Linked DNA regions of Homo sapiens: region 2 is linked to region 1. The links are chromatin loops, found by intact Hi-C in ENCODE. Cell type or tissue: tibial artery. All regions are shown on one strand. Links, peaks and the distances in the headings refer to the core of each region. The heading gives the core; the rest is flanking DNA. Region 1 overlaps PRKCB (protein kinase C beta). Region 2 overlaps PRKCB (protein kinase C beta).

Region 1 (8,334 bases), core at 171-8,170:
TACAGGCGCCCACGACCACGCCCAGCTAATTTTTGTATTTTTACTAGAGACGGGGTTTCACCATATTGGCCAGGCTGGTCTTGAGCTCCTGACCTTGTGATCCACCTGCCTTGGCCTCCCGAAGTGCTGGAATCGCAGGCGTGAGCCAATGTGCCCTGCCAAATGTATTTTGATTCAAAGAATTGATGGAAACTCCTGGGTCATGTCCTAGAAGGTGGCCCAAGAGATCAGGGAACACTTAGCATTAAATATTTCTTTCAATCAGCTTCTTTTTTTCTTTGTAATTTTTAGAGATATTTTAAAAAATAATAATTTTCTGAAAAATGTATCTTCTTACAAAATATAAGGAGTCTTTAAGTGGCAAAGGAAAATTCTTGGAATTTTCCTGGATCCAAGAAGCGTCATGGATGCTCTGCCCTTTGCTTAACTTTCTGTGGATCTCCGTCTTTTCAGAAGTGCTGTCTCTTTGTGTCCTTGTGAGACACTTGGCACAGTTGGCTGTGTAGAAAAAGAAAAGCACGGAGGCTTGCGGACCTCTTTTTATCTCCCTGCCAGACTGTAAGCTGTTGGAGGTCAAAGGCTGGTTTCTACTGACCTTTGTGCCCACACAACACCTAACACAGTGTTTTATGCATAATGAGTGGCTGTTGGTTGGCTTGAAATGCATAGCGTTTAATTAAATCTCTAAATTCTTGTGTCTGCCATAGTGACCTAAAACTTGACAACGTGATGCTCGATTCTGAGGGACACATCAAGATTGCCGATTTTGGCATGTGTAAGGAAAACATCTGGGATGGGGTGACAACCAAGACATTCTGTGGCACTCCAGACTACATCGCCCCCGAGGTGAGAGCTGCTGGGCACACGTTCACATTGCGGTGATGTACCCTCTGCTCCCCAGATGGCTGTGTGAGAGCTGGGAAGGGTTGAGGGTGGTACCTTGCAAGGGAACCTCGGACAGATTCTTATTCTATACTCTAAATCCTCCCTTTGAGATCACACATGCAAATTAATTTAGCACACATCCAGAAGCCCAAGCCCAAAATACATCAAGGTTTGGGAGAAAATTTAAATAAAACCCAAAAGAACCATCCAACACACATCAGTAAAATTCTTCGTCAAACTGTTGTGGCTCACGGCCATGTGATACCGCCTAATTATGACATTGAAATGTTTGTTGAGAGAAAAAGAGCATATCCCCTGGGCTGGCATATGACATGGGATCTGTGTCCTGTATATGTCCCTCAGCAGGAAAATGGACAATAGCCCGTGATTTATTTATAGCATGAAATACTACCAGGCACCAATTCAGAAGAGTGAGTTAGATATATATGTAGATGTGAAAAGATCTTCAAGACACATTGTTAGAGAAAAAAATCAAGGTACAGAATGACAAATACAAGGCCAGGTGTGGCAGCTCGCGCCTGTAATCCCAGCACTTTGGGAGGCAGAGGCAGGTGGATCACTTGAGCCCAGGAGTTCCAGACCAGCCTGGCCAACATGGCGAGACCTCGTCTCTACAAAAAATACAAAAATTAGCCGGGTGTGGTGGCACATGCCTGTAGTCCCAGCTACTTGGGAGGCTGAGGTAAGAGAATCACCTGAGCCCCAGGAGGTCCAGGCTGCAGTGAGCCGTGATTATGCCACTGCACTCCAGCCTGCCTGGGTGACACAGTAAGACCCTGTCTCAAAAAAAAAAAAAAAAAAAAGAAGAAGAATGACAAATAACACTATGATACTATTTATGGATGAAACAGAAATACACAGAACACTGTTCTGTTTTCAATGAGTAAAAGCATACAAAAATCTGGAAGATTTCAAACTGATTTTATAACACTGGTTACCTCTGAGGATAAGGGAATTGTAAAGAGAAATTTAGCTATTTCTGTATACTGCTGACATTTTTTACAAGGTAAATGTATTTGGGTATTACTTGAGTAATAAAGTAATTCTTTAAAAATAATAAGGCTTTACTCGGACCCAGTGAAGTTTTCCCTATGTGATATGCTTTGGTCTATTATCATTTTGTTAATTAATTAGATAGGACACAATCCATAACACAACTTCCTGATAGGCCAGGGGTTCCATAATCTCTGGTTCTCAACTCTAACTGCAGTTTAGAGTCGTGAGGGAGCTTTTACAATGTAGGATGCAGCTGGGGCATGGTGGCTCACTCCTGTAATCTCAGCACTTTGGGAGCCTGAGGCAAGAAGATCGCTTGAGGGTAGAAGTTTGAGACCAGACTGGACAACATAGTGAGACCCTAATCTCTACAAAAAAAATTAAAAATTCGCCAGGTGCACTAGGTCACCCCTGCTGTCCTGACTACTCAGGAGGCTAAGGTGGGAGGATCACTTGAGCCCAGCAGGTAGAGGCTGCAGTAAGCAGTGATCATGCCACTGCACCCCACCCTGGGCGACTGAGCGAGACTCTGTCTCAAAAAAAGAAAGAAAGAAAGAAAGAAAGTGTTTCCACACTTTTAAAGTACTTCAAGTCTTATTTGATCCTCATGACAAGCCAACAAGTTAATCCTTTTACAAAGGAAACTAGAGCCTGGGATGTGACAGCAGTTGCCGAAGGTGATGTGGTTAGCTCATGACAAAGCCTGACCTGCTGCTTATCCCTCCCATCTGTGGGCTGGAGGGGAGGCAACTTCACCAGCCACACAGTTGAGGGTTTCTTGTGCTTGCCTGAATCACGACCAGCGAGGAACTTCTGAGAACCACAGATCCTGGGCCTCCACCTGCAGAGATTCTAATGGGATGATGCTTGGGCATCCCACATTGTTTCTTGTGTGTGTGTGTGTGTGTGTGTGTGTGTTTGAGACAGGGTCTCACTCTGTCTACTCACTGCAAGCTCTGCCTCCTGGATTCATGCCATTCTCCTGCCTCAGCCTCCCGAGTAGCTGGGACTACAGGTGCCCATCACCACGCCCAGCTAATTTTTTTTGTATTTTTTTAGTAGAGACGGGGTTTCACCGTGTTAGCCAGGATGGTCGCGATCTCCTGACCTCGTGATCCGCCCGCCTCGGCCTCCCAAAGTGGAAAACACGTTCAATGAGAAGTGTTCTCCTGGAATGCTTTCCCTTCCTTGTCTTGAGGGTTACTTCTCAGAATGCATTTCATTCATTCATAATTGACCAGTAAAATTGTATACATTTATCATGTGCAACATGTTGTTCTGAAATATGCATACATTGTGGAATGGCTAAGTTGAGTTAATTAACATATTTATTGTCTCACATACTTATTTTTTTATGGTAAAAACACTTAAAAATCCCTCTTAGCAATTTTCAAGAATACAATAGATTGTTATTAACTATGGTTACTGTGTTACACGATAAGTCTCTTGAATTTATTCCTGCTACTTAACTGAAATTTTGTATCCTGTAATCAACATCTCTGCATTTCTGATTTTGGAATAGAAATCAAAGTGGGAGATAGAGATCAAGAAACAAACATTCACTTTATAGCCAAGTTTGCTCAAATACCCTTTTTGAGTTAAACAAGCAATAACTGAATTATAAAACATTCTAGGATTAGTTAACATTTTGAGGGCATAATATGTGAAAGCCACCGAGTATCTCATTCATCCTCACATAACTTCATGATATAGAGATTATAGAAGTTAAGTAACTTCTCCTGTGGTCAGACAGCCAACCGGTAGACAGCAGTCAGGATTCAAAGTCAGACTGCCTAACCCTCAGACCTCAGCCTTTAGCCTTTGCTGTATTACCTCTTAACCTCTGACATGGTTAGTTTTACATCCCTGCATACTGAAAGATGGACAATCACATAGCTCTTCTAGACTTTTCCATGTTCTTGCAGTTTGGGAATATGAATTAAAAACTTCACAACCATATATACCATATGATACACCAATTCTACATCTAGGAGTTTATCTTAAGGAAATACTTGGACAGATGTCCAAATGTCTAATTACAAGAATATATGTTACAGCATTGGAAGAAACCTAATCAACTGGAAATTTATAAGATAGATTTTGGTATATCCATTCAACGGAATGCTATGCACAGATAAAAATTGATTATGTTCATATACAAATATTAAATTAGCAAGGAAAACTTAAGTGAATAACTGGCTTTATTAAAGATCTATTGCCCATAATCCCAGTGCTTTGGGAGGCCAAGATGGGAGCTTTGCTTGAGTTTGAGATCAGTCTGGGCAATATAGAGAGACCCCATCCCTACAAAAAATTAAATAATTAGCATGGTGGTGAGCACCTGTAGTCCCAACTACACAGGAGGCTGAGGTGCGAGGATTGCTTGAGCCCAGGAGGCCAAGGCTGTGAGCTGTGAGCTATGATCTCACCACTGCACTCCAGCCTGGGTGACAAAAAGAGACACTATCTCAAAAAAAAAAGAAAAGAAAAAAAGAAAAAAAATCGTCCAAATACTAAAGTGTTTATGTAAAGCACACACATACACACAGAGTTTAATATGTATTCAGAGAAAAGAGTATGGAATGAAGTAGACCAAATATTAGTCATAATTTTTCTCTTAATAAAGGATTATGGGTGATTTTCATGTTATTATCTCAGCTGAGCTATCTTTTATAAAGAAATATTAAAATAGTGACAAATGTTGTTATCTCTTAAACGTTTTTATGTTTAATTATGTTTTAAAAACATGTAACGTAAAATTTACTATTTTAACCAGTTCTAAGTATACAATTTAGTAGTGTTAAGTATATTTACATTATTGTGTAAATGTTGTAACTTTTACAGAGGAGTAAAGACAGTTTTTCCTTTTAAAAATTCCATGCTCACTGTTTTGAAAATAATAATAACAATACACCTTACTTAGTGCTTCGAAAAGGCAATGTGACAGCCACAGGTGTTTGCCCAGCTGCAGGTGCCTCTGCAAAGCATGTCTGTCATTCCCTGAATAGCTAATATAAAGAAACAGTTCAGGTGGGCACTGGCCTTCTTGTAAAAGAAGAGTGAAATCTGTCTCCAGAAGAAACATGAACTGCAAACCTCCCTGATAGGGTGCCTTCTCTTTTCTAGATAATTGCTTATCAGCCCTATGGGAAGTCCGTGGATTGGTGGGCATTTGGAGTCCTGCTGTATGAAATGTTGGCTGGGCAGGTAATTGAATTTTAAGTGATCGATAAGAGAAGTCCTCCCTACCCCCATCCACATGGTTTCTTTAGGAGAATGCATGTTTGGTAACAGCTCATAAATTGGAACCTCTATGACTTTCCCGGCCTTGGGGTCATACAAGTCTGTGGTCATTTGAAAGCCTGGGTGTGTGGCTTCACTGTGGGCCCCAGGGAGGAGGGTCTGCCAGTTGAGGGGAGCTAGGGGGAGGGTTCAAGCAGGGATTCTTCTCCTCCCACCCTCCCCTGTCATACAGGCACCCTTTGAAGGGGAGGATGAAGATGAACTCTTCCAATCCATCATGGAACACAACGTAGCCTATCCCAAGTCTATGTCCAAGGAAGCTGTGGCCATCTGCAAAGGGGTAAGTGCATCTCTTAAAGCTGTGACCAGGACCACCACATAAAGGCATGTGGGCTGTACCTTGCCCAAGAACACCCCACCAGGGGGGAACACAGCCTGAACTCCACCCTTCACTCCATTTGCCAATATGAGAACCCTGATGTGGAGCTGCTACCTCCCGGAGGAGAGAGAGCTTTTTTTCTGATTTGCACAGAAGTGCTGTAGAGAGCTGCCTGCAGCTGCGTCTTGCTGCTGGCTGGGCTGCAGTCTCTGAACCAGCACAGGGGAATGCTTATTGAATGAATGAGGTAGAAAGCACAGAGATTTTGTCAAAGAGCTGGAAGTCATGGGAAAGGGCACAAGAGGTCTTTTGCACAACTCAGGCTATCTTGCCCTGCTCTGCTGTATGTGTTTAGTTAATACTAAGAGCGTGCAACTTTTGTTCTAAAAAATACCACGCCGTGTTGAGGTTAAGGAATTCTCTAGATAAGCAGACTGAAATTCAATGTACTCAAAATCCCACTGTCTCCTCTCCCCAGACACACACACAAATGGCTAAAAGGGCATGCACGCTTGGACATCTACGGTTTATGCACAGGGCACCTGTGAAGAAAGCAGGATGTGTGTTTATGGGGAAGGATTGTTTGTTTTGCATCTTGTGTTGGACCAGGGCATACTCACAGTGACTTCTGTGAGATCCTAAAGATCAGCGACCCTCACCTTTGGAGCCATCAGAATAACCCGAAGTGCCTTACCAGAATGCACATGCTTCTGCCTTACCCCAGAGATTAAGTCTGGGTATGAGTATTTTGGAAAAGTCTCCATTTGGCTTGCAGACCACTGCCTTTAAAAATACTGTCCAAATGAAGTGATTTTTCAACTCTGATGGAAGCCTGAAAGCAATAGAATTAGACGCCCAGAAAATATGTTCTACACATAATATACTAATAAAGGATTTGCTCTCCCTCCACCCAGTGGTACAGGTTAGAACATGGCCGTGCCTTAATCAGTGGGTTCCCACCTGTGTGTCTGAATAAACCAGGGCTGCCAGTCCTAGATCTGTGGGATGCTTGCAGACTTTTCATGCCCTACTTTGTTCTTCCTGACCCCAGCCAGATGCTGGATGCACTGTCTTGGGTGAAGGAAAGCTGGGAAACTCAGGCAGGCCAATCTGAGGCTTGGCCCAGTTTGGAATAGCTGGGCCAGCCTCTCAGCCTAAAAGCGCCTTGTCACACTGCCTAAATTCCCACTCTCAATGAATCACCTAAGGTTTGCACCTCAGCTGCATAGGCTAAGATGCATGTATCCCTGGGGAAACCACCTGTGAATTAGTCTCAATCCCGAACATCTAAAGTGAATTGCTTGAAAATATTTTCTTTGAGGGTGTGAGGCAGGGAGAAAGAAAGTGAAGAATAGAGAGGGGAGTCCCAGAGGTGCATTAGGAACCCAAGCAAAGCCCATAAAGAAAAAAAAGGCACACACGAAGGCCTCCACAGGCCCCCGTAGACAAGTTATTGAAGGGTGGGGGCGGGTAGAGAGAAGGTGGTACCTGGAGCTTTTAGTTTGTTTAATAATTACCAGCATATAAGGATCCAGAGATTTCTCAAAAACATTCAGCTTTCAGGTTTCTCTTGAAAAATCAGATCTTGCCACATTGGCCTGTCATTCTTACAAAGCACCAGTCAGCTGGATTGGAAACCATGGCCCTCTGTAGTTGGAGCTTGCCCTCTGTAATTCTCAGACGTTCTCATTTGGCCAATTCTCTCCAAGTTCAAATCCTGGTTCAGGCATTAATTGCCGCAGGACCTTGGGGAAGTTGTTTGACGGCATCTGCAGATTGGGGATAATAATAGCACTCCACATTGGGTTCTTTGATGACTAAACAGCTGAATACTGTAAATCACTTAGAATAGAGGCTGGCACTCTGCTCCAAGCCCCTTGGAAGTTATTATTACTATTACTAGTGCTGACGCTATTGTGTTATCTGCCAGGTTCCTCTTGGCATTTGAGTTTGCATCCCCTGGAATTGCAACTTTTAAAGTAGGGGATTTTGGAGATCAAGGGACCCTTTGCAAATCTTGACCCTTCTACTTTCTAGGCACAAGGTGTTTTTGTTTTGTTTTGTTTTGTTTTGTTTTGTTTTGTTTTGTTTTATCAATGTCTCGCTCTGTCGCCCAGGCTAGAGTGCCGTGGAGTGATCATGGCTCACTGCAGCCTTGATCTCCCAGGCTCAAGGGATCCTCCTGCCTCTGCCTCCCAAAGTGCTGGGATTACAGGCATGGGCCACTGCACCCAGCCTAGGTGCAAGATCTTAAGCCACTTCCTTTGCATCTCTGGGCTTCTGTTTATTTTAAAAAATGGAATAGTAGTACTCATTGAAAAGAGTTTTTGAGAGCATTAAATGAGATAACATAAGAGAAAGCTCCTTGCATGATGTGGGCACATAGTAGGTGTTTAATACATCCACAGGGTCCTCCCCTTCACACGCCCGCCCTGCCTGGACAGCTGGGGGTTCTAAATGGGTCATGGAGGAAAGAGCATTTTCCAGGTCAGCTGCCTTCAGCTCCTGCTCCAATTAGCAGTTTCCCTGGTAGAGCCGTTTTCTATTAATTCAGGACCCATAACCTTCATGATTAACTGGGGTGACTCTCTTACTATTGAGTTTGGGGACCATTATTAATTGAGTGGGCTGAGTCCAATGGGGCTCTTCCTTCAAGGAGGGTACTCCAAAAACGAGTGATGCTCAAGCAAACAGCCAAATGCTTCCTCTGGAACAGCGAGCCCCAGGGGATACGTCTGGGAGGTGATCAGAGATTGGAACAGTGATTAAATCCAGCTGTCTACATGGCTTCGGGCACATTAGAGCAGAGT
Region 2 (8,334 bases), core at 309-8,308, 65 kb before region 1:
GTATTTATCCCAAGGATTTTAGCATTTATCCCAAGAGCATTTATCCAAGAGCATTTATCCCAAAAGTATTTATCCCAATGATTTTAGCATTTATCCAAAGAGTATTTATCCCAAGGATTTTAGCATTTATCCCAAGAATATTTATCCCAAGGATTTTAGCATTTATCCCAAGAGCATTTACCCAAGAGCACTTATCCCAAGCGTATTTATCCCAAGGACTTGAGCATTTATCCAAAGAGTATCTATCCCAAGGATTTTAGCATTTATCCCAAGAGCATTTATCCAAGAGCATTTATCCCAAAAGTATTTATCCCGATGATTTTAGCATTTATCCGAAGAGTATTTATCCCAAGGATAGCATTTATCCCAAGAGCATTTACCCAAGAGCATTTTTCCCAAGACTATTTATCCCAAAGATTTTAGCATTTATCCCAAGAGCATTTACCCAAGAGCATTTATCCCAAGGATTTTGTTTTGTTTTGTTTTGTTTTTTTGAGACAGAGTCTTTCTCTGTCACCCAGGCTGGAGTGCACTGGTGAGATCTCGGCTCACTGCAAGCTCCACCTCCTGGGTTCACGCCATTCTCCTGCCTCAGCCTCCCGAGTAGCTGGGACTACAGGTGCCCACCACCACGCCTGCCTAATTTTTTGTATTTTTAGTAGAGATGGGGTTTCACCATGTTAGCCAGGATGGTCTCGATCTCCTGACCTCGTGATCCGTCTGCCTCGGCCTCCCAAGTGCTGGGATTACAGGCGTGATATCCCAAGGATTTTAGCATTTATCCCAAGAGCCCAGTTACCACACGTGGTATATTTCAGTACGTCAGAGTTGGTTGCCTCTGTTTGGTTACGGGGCTTTGAGTTCTAGGGCTCTAAATTGCAGACATGAAAAGGCAGCCATTAGTGAGTGTATTCCTGTTTCTGAGGGCACATCGTACACAGCAAGATAAAGGACAAGTTTGTTTGTTGAAAGAAACAAACTATCAAGTTTGTTCTCCCCTCAACTTGATAGAAATAGCGCTTAGGGGCCAGGCACGGTGGCTCATGCCTATAATCCCAGCACTTTGGGAGGCTGAGGCAGGAGGATTGCTTGAGCCCAGGAGTTCGAGACCAGCCTCAGCAACATAGCGACCCTACCTCTATTATTAAAAAATATATATTTAAAAAAAAATAAAAAAAGAAATAGCACTTACGTATTCCCAAATTCCTTGTCTTGAGCCTATGCCCACCCGACATGCTGGAAGATAGTGATAGTTCTGACCCAGTGGGGTCCTCCCTTCCTGGGAACAAGTGGAACAGACACATTGGCCTTGAGCTTATCAGTCATTCTCCAGTGACCTTGATAACAGAGGCTTGTTCCCAAAGTCTTGGACTCAAGCCCAAGTGAACTGAAAAAAGAACCTTCCCTCCAAGTAGAACTAAAAACTGGATACTGTTTGATAAAAATTAAGACAGGAAGGCAGTCTTTCCAGAGAACACTTTCTGTCTCTTTCCCCCAACTTGCTGATGAAGTGGTATCATTTGCTGCTGTTATAGAAATGTACTATTACGGGTGAAAAACACAAGGCCAGTATTTTCTTGTATATAACCAAGTCTCAGTTTTGCAAAATGATTTTTTTCTGTCCTGGGGCAGCTGGGGTGACATTTCAGAACACCAAGGAAAAGATTTGCTACACAAACAGAGCATTTGTCTGGGCCAGTAATTGGCTTGGAATAGGAGACTGTTTTATCCGCATGCAAGAAATTGTGTCCCTTTCTTTCTAGCAAGAGCCTGCAAATGCTTGTTTATGCCTGAATTATAATCGCTGCATACTGTACTTGTTGATTTAAAAAAATGTTTCCAACAGACCGAAAATTGTTCTCAGGCTCACAGAGGAATTTCAGTTGACCTTGAACATGAGAAATGTAATCCCTGGGCGATAACCAATTAGCACCCGGAATGACTCAGAAATTACTTTCAAGCCTCTTATCTGGAGGAATTCTGAGTGACAGTAAAATCGAGCTGCTAGAATTGGGGTAATAGAATTTCATGGTAGTGTGAGCTTGGCGCAGTTACCACACGTGGTATACTTCAGAACATCAGAGCTGGCTGTTTGCTTAGGGGGCTTTCAGTCGACCGTGGGCTTTGGAAAAGAAGACTCCATTTTGGATGGCGCACAGTGGGATTTCTCAGAGTCTTAAAATTTATTTGTATAACAAAGTGCTTACTGTGTGCCATTTATGATTCTAAGTGCTTTGCAAATATTAACTCAGGTAATTTAATCCTTACAACAACCTAGAATGGTAGGTACTATTATCACGCTATTTTACTTTTACAAATGAAGAAACTGAAGCCCACAGAGGTTTAAGTAACTTTATAAGGTCCCAGAGCCAGTCATTGTCCTGGGTTTGGGTTTTCCCAGAAACAGACTATAAGGATTCAAGTGCAAGTACTTTATTTGAGAGGTGATCCTGGAAGCACCATAAGTTAATAAGGAAGCATTGCCAGAAAAGGTGGGAAACCAGGAAAGTAAGTATTATCAAGCAGACTACTGCTGTGGGCAGCTAGGGTTTAACCCTGCTGGAGAACTCTCAAGTCAGCGCGGAATGCATGCCTCAGAATTTCCCAATCAAGGGACAGGAAGCTGAGGGGTTATCCGTCGGCTCCCCTTCCGTTGCAGGCTAAGGGCTGCTCCCAGGGAAATCCACTCACCCGCACTTTCAATGTGCCCTGTGCGCTGTGCCCGCTCCTATAACCAGAAAATAAGCTACAGGCAAAGAATCACAGGTGTTTGCTGTTAGCAGCCCTAGGTGTAGAGAGCAGCATGCTGGTGGTGTCTTGGAGGAACACCAGCGATTGTACCTGTGCAATGTAGCCTAATGGTTAAGTGTGATTGCTTGAGAGCCAGACTGCCTAGATTTGAATCCCAGTTCTGCCACCTCCTTGCTGAGTGGCTGTAAGCAAGTTGCTTTGTCTCTCTGAGCTTCTGATTCCCTACCTGTAAAATGGGGAATTATAGCACTTCTTACCTCATGAGGTTATGTGAGGATTGAATGAGGTAATGCGTTTAGCAGAGTGTCTCACATGTCATACATATCCAGATGTTAGATGCTAGCATCATGGTGGTTGTTATAATTATTGTCTCCCCCTTCGGGATAAATAAAGCTCAGAACATCCTCTTTCTGGGCTTTGGAAGGGCTGCTTGGAGGTTAGGGAAAATCTACAGGGACTCCTAGCCTACAGAGGTCCCTGCCCCACTGCTGGGTAGCTGGGAGTGCCTGTAGTAGTTCCTTGTAGGGGTGGAGTGGCAGAGGAATCTGCAGTTTTAGCCAGGACAGGCATTCATCATCGGGAGTGGAGCCCAGAGTCTGGCTGCCAGGGCTTCTCCACTGTCCCCTCGTGCTGTCTGGAAGGTGGCTTGGCTCTTTGCTCAGAAATGCTATTTGCTTTCTCTCTTAGCATTGAGTTCTAGGGCTCTAAATCGCAGACATGAAAAGGCAACCATTAGTGTATTCCTGTTTCTGAAAGCACATCCCACACAGCAAGATAAAGGACGAGTTTAATTTGTGCCTCAATTTTAAAATGTTCGCTCTTTGATGCAGTGTGTGCTAGGCATTGTCCCCTTGGAACAATGGGATATTTCAAAGGACAAAGGACAGGGCTCCTGTCCTCTGAAGGCTCACTGAGTAGGGGCCACAAACCCAGGTGTTTTCAGGAGCCAGGCAAACAACAAGAAGGCGAAAGAGCTTGGCATCACCCAGTGTTAGCAGATCCCCTTCTTCAAAAGAAGCTGGGGATCTGGGTTTTCATATCTCCAAATTTTCAACAGTTGGCAACTAATTAAATATTAAAATGACAACAAACTCTGTGCAGACCAGACCAACAGGGTTATCAGACTTCTTTTTTTTTTTTTCCAGGGTTATTAGACTTCTGATCTAGATTCTAGAAGTTAAATTAACATGCCCATGAGAAAAGTTATAAAAGCAAGCTGGGAGGGAGGGAGGAAAGAGGGGTGCCAGCCCCAGATTCAGAGGAGAGAAGGGAGTTTCTAGTGCTGAGGGATGAGGCTGTTAGCTGCTCCTTGAAGGACAAGGAAAAAATCAACCCCTCTTCCCACCCCCCCAAAAAAGTCCTTATCTGTCCACTACGCAAAGTCAAATGAAGAAATCAGGAAGTTTGAGGTCCGTGCTCACGTTTCATGGGGAGTGTGTGCTGGGACCCGCAGGTGGATGGGAAAGTTCCCAGGATGGGAAATGGGAACTGGGGCAGGCAGGACTTGGATCTTCACAGTCTGGAGAATGGAGACTGTGAATCAGATGGGTCCTGAGCCAGGATTCAAAGAAGGCAGGACACATGGTGCTAAGGTGATGGGGCAGCAGGGAGGGGAGTAGGGAAAGTGTTTGGGTCAGGCCAGCTTGGGGGTGATGATTTAGGAGGGTGTGAGGACATAGCCCGAGAAAGGTGAGACGGCTTCTGTCCTACCCTGGCTCTTTTGTTTGCAGTTTCCATTGCAAATAAGATGACCTTGTAGTTTTAACTACCCCCTCGTTGCCTCTACACCCCAAATCTCTGTCTCCAGTCCAGATATCTTTGCTCAAGCCCCAAACCCATGTATACAACTGCTTACTGGGTATTTACACTTGGGTTAAACCTCAACATATCTTACTGCAAAGTAAACTGACCAAGTATATTCACAGCAGCGTTGTTAGTAGGCCGAAAGGGGAAACAACTCAAATGCCTGTACACAGGAGACGGGATAAACATCAACAATGAGTGCCATTCAGCAATACAAAGAGACAAATTACCGATTTATGCAAAAACATGGATGCATTTCAAGAACATTTTGATGAGTGAAAGAAGCCAGGCACAAGAGTACACACTCTACAATGCTGTTCAGATGAAATTCAAGAACAGACAAAACTGACCTATGGGATAGAAACTGGAACAGAGATTGCCTTAGTGGCGGGGGTTGCGGGGGGCGTCGACTGGGAACTTTTGGAGGGTGATGGAAATGTTCCGCGTCTTGTTTGGGGTTTGGGTTACATGGGTGTGCACATTTGTCAAAATCTACAGAACTGTGCACGTGAGATTGGTGCACTTTGCGGTGCCCACCTCAAGTTTCAAAACATGAATAAAGAGAAAATGGCGGATGCTTTGTTAGCCATGGTTCCTATATGGTAACAGTGGAATATGCACCCCATGAGGGAGAAATAAACCTTGAAGTTTTAAGCTGCTGTGGGGAAGAGGGGATCTCAACATGCCTGAAATCACACCGGTCATCTCTGCCCACCCTCTTCCCCACACTTCCAAACTTGCTCCTCCTCCGCTTCTTCTCATCTCAGTGGAAACAACCAGCATCCTGCCAGTTGGTCAGAACAGAGGCTGGGGAGCTGTCCTTCATCTCCAATCTCCCTTCTCCCTTGCCCAATCTGCTACCCATCTGGGGTCAGTCTGTCTCCCAAATAGATCCACTTTGTTCAGTCTACACTGCAGACAACTGAGTCCATCATTTTTTTTTCTTTTAAGACAGGGTCTCCCTTTATCACTCAGGCTGGAGTGCAGTGGTGCAATCATGGCTCACTGCAACCTCCAACTCCTGGGCTCAGGGGATCCTCCCACCTCAGCCTCCCGCGTAGCTGGGACTACAGGCACACACCACCATGCCTGGCTCATCATTTCTCTCCTTGATAATGCAGTGACTTCCTAGTGATCACTCAGCCCACGTGCTGGGGGGTCTCCTCTCCACTCAGAGTGACCTGTTAAATATGTATGGTCATACCATAGCCCTGCTTCAAACCTTTCAAAGGCTGTCTGTCATGCTCATAGTCAGCCTGAATTTCTTAAGGTCCTTTCAACACTTTGTCTGCCTCCTGTGCCATATCTGCCTTGCATTTCATGATCCAGCCAGACGATGTTTCATTCCTTGAATGTGTCTTCCCCTCTGTTCCATAAATGCTGTTCCTGCTGCCAATACCAGTTTATCTACTTCAGCAACCCCAACATACCTTTTGGACACAGTATGGAGGACCCAATCCCAGCTAGAATGCACGTTTTTTCAGAGTATCTGTATCCATTTTGCCCTCTGATGTATCCTCAGCACCTAGAGGAGCACTTAGCATGTAGCAGGTACTCAACAAGAATTTTTGATTTGTTTGTTGGTTTGTTTATGACAGAGTCTTGCTCTGTTGCCCAGACTGGAGTGCAATACAGTGATCAGAGCTTACTGCAGCTTCCAACTCCTGGGCTTAAGGGATTCTCCTGCCTTAAGCCTCCCAAGTAGCTGGGACTACAGGCCCACTGCCACCATGTCCAGCTAATTAAACTTTTTTTTTGAGATAGGGTCTGGCTGTGTTGCCCAGGCTGGTCTTGAACTCCTGGCCTCAAGCAGTCCTGCCTCAGCCTTCCAAAGCTTTGTGATTACAGGCATCAGCCACCACATCCAGCCTCAATAAATGTTTTTTGAATGAATGAATGAATCTTCCCTGATATTCAAAACTTTGGAAAGATTTATTTTGCCTCTTTATCTTCAAAGCAACCAAATAATGCAACAATAATAATAGCTACCATTCACTGAGCATGTGTTGTGTGCCAGGAATGATACTAAGGACTCTGTGATACATCATTTCATGTCATCATCTCCATGTCTTGAAAAGGTGATGAATGTTTAGGAAGCTTCAATCACCAAATGCAAATTAAGTGCCTTCTCTGTGCCATACTCCTCTAGGTACCAGGGAAACAGTGGAAAGCAAAACAGACAAAATCCTTGCCATTGGGGAGCTTACATTCTGGTATAAGGAGAAAGATGATAAATTGGGAAACAAGTAAATATATGGTTTGTAAGATGGTGACAAGTGTTTTAGAGAAAATCAAGTAAGTAAGGCGGATGGAGATTGCTGAGAGCAATTTTATGTAGGGTGTTCAGGGAAGAGCCCTCTTATCAGAGGTGAGAGAGTTCTGGGGAAAGAGTGCTCTGAGCAGAGGGAACAGCAGGTGCAAAGGCCCTGGGGTAAGAGCATGTTTGGTGCATTCAGAGAGCAGCAAGGAGGCCAGTGCGGAAGTAGAAAGGAGGCTGAAATCAGAGGGGCTCAGTCATCTGTGGCCTTTGGCTTTTACTTTGAGAATAATGGGATGGTATATATATTGGGCAGAGGAATGTTATGACTTAACTGATGTATTCTGGGCCACACAGCTGATTCATGTCAGAGGATTCTACCACGAGGCTTTTTTTTTTTTTTTTTTTAGTGAGAGAGAGATGGGATCTCACTCTGTCACCCAGGCTGGTGGGCAGTGGTGTGATTATAGCTCACAGCAGCCTCTAACTCCTGGGCTAAAGCAGTCCTCCCACCTTGGCCTCCCAGGTAGCTGGGATGACAGGTGCACACCACCTTGCCTGGCTAACTTTCTTTATTTTTGTAGAGACAGGGTCTTGTTATGTTGCCCAGGCTGTTCTCAAACTTCTATCCTCAATCGAATCTCCTGTCTCAGCATCAAAAAGTGTTGGAATTGCAGGTGTGAGCCACTGTGCCCAGCCACACATGAGCTTTTAACTCCACAGTTTTCTCTCTGCTAAACGTGAATCCAGTAACGAAGTCCTGGCAGCTGCAGGTCTCCCACTCATGGCTTCCAGTTTTTGCCTCATTCCAAAGCACCTGCTGCCACTCTGAGCCCCATTCCACAGCTCATGGCAAGGAGTCCCTCTCCCATTGCACTGAGGACACACGTGGCCCTCACTCATCCATTTATGCAACAAATATTTAGTTGGGAACTATACTAGTTGTCAGGAAAACCATGGAGAATGAGAAATATTCCGTGTCCACAACAGTCTCCAATTTATTGGAAGGAAACAAGTGAACAGGCAGTTATCCTCCAGTATTTATGGGAAGAGAAGTGGATGAAGGAAGAAAATCAGAGGAGAACCTAGTGCAGACAGAGAGAATCGATGAGGGCTTCCCTGAGCCATGAAAATGTGAACCCCAAGCTGGGTTGCTGAAGGGGAGAGAATAGCCATTTGTACCACAGTAGCAGCAGCAGGTGCAAAGGCCCTGTGGTTGGAGGGGCCTGGGACATCCAGGGGAGTGAAAGGAGAATGAAGCTACATTGCAGAGAAGAAGCACCCTAGCAATGATGGAGCTGGAAAGCCAGGTAGGGCCTAAACACACAAGTCCATGAAAGCACCTCGATCTTTACCCTGAAAATGATGGGATGCCACTGAGACATTTTAAGCAGGAGGGGACTTGGTTGGATGAGAGGCTCACTGTGGTTGTGTGTGAAACCCAGTGTAAGGGAAATCACTGTGCCTTGTGCAGGTGAGAGATGATGGCAGGTAGTGATGGTTGAGATGGAAAGAAGTAGATG

Evidence for each region. Hi-C counts contacts between places; a loop is a spot of excess contacts. Peaks named below come from ENCODE experiments on the same cell type or tissue, not always from the same donor. Only the 100,000 strongest peaks of a DNase experiment are listed, where the experiment ranks them.
Region 2: a loop joins it to region 1, with 3 times the contacts of the local background. A loop is called at or near these places in 2 of 110 quality-filtered maps.

The regions. Positions count from the first base shown.
Region 1 is chr16:24,180,083-24,188,416 of GRCh38, forward strand. PRKCB (protein kinase C beta) reads left to right here. Exons shown (of 17, transcript NM_002738.7): 13 at 708-846; 14 at 5,029-5,109; 15 at 5,378-5,485. Among named protein-coding and RNA genes, the nearest start is that of MIR1273H, 19 kb to the right of the region's middle. In tibial artery, for the core only: no CTCF peak of the experiment used is centred there; no DNase peak of the experiment used is centred there.
Region 2 is chr16:24,115,250-24,123,583 of GRCh38, forward strand. All of the region lies in intron 8 of PRKCB (protein kinase C beta), which reads left to right. Among named protein-coding and RNA genes, the nearest start is that of MIR1273H, 84 kb to the right of the region's middle. In tibial artery, for the core only: no CTCF peak of the experiment used is centred there; a DNase peak (open chromatin) is centred at 4,244.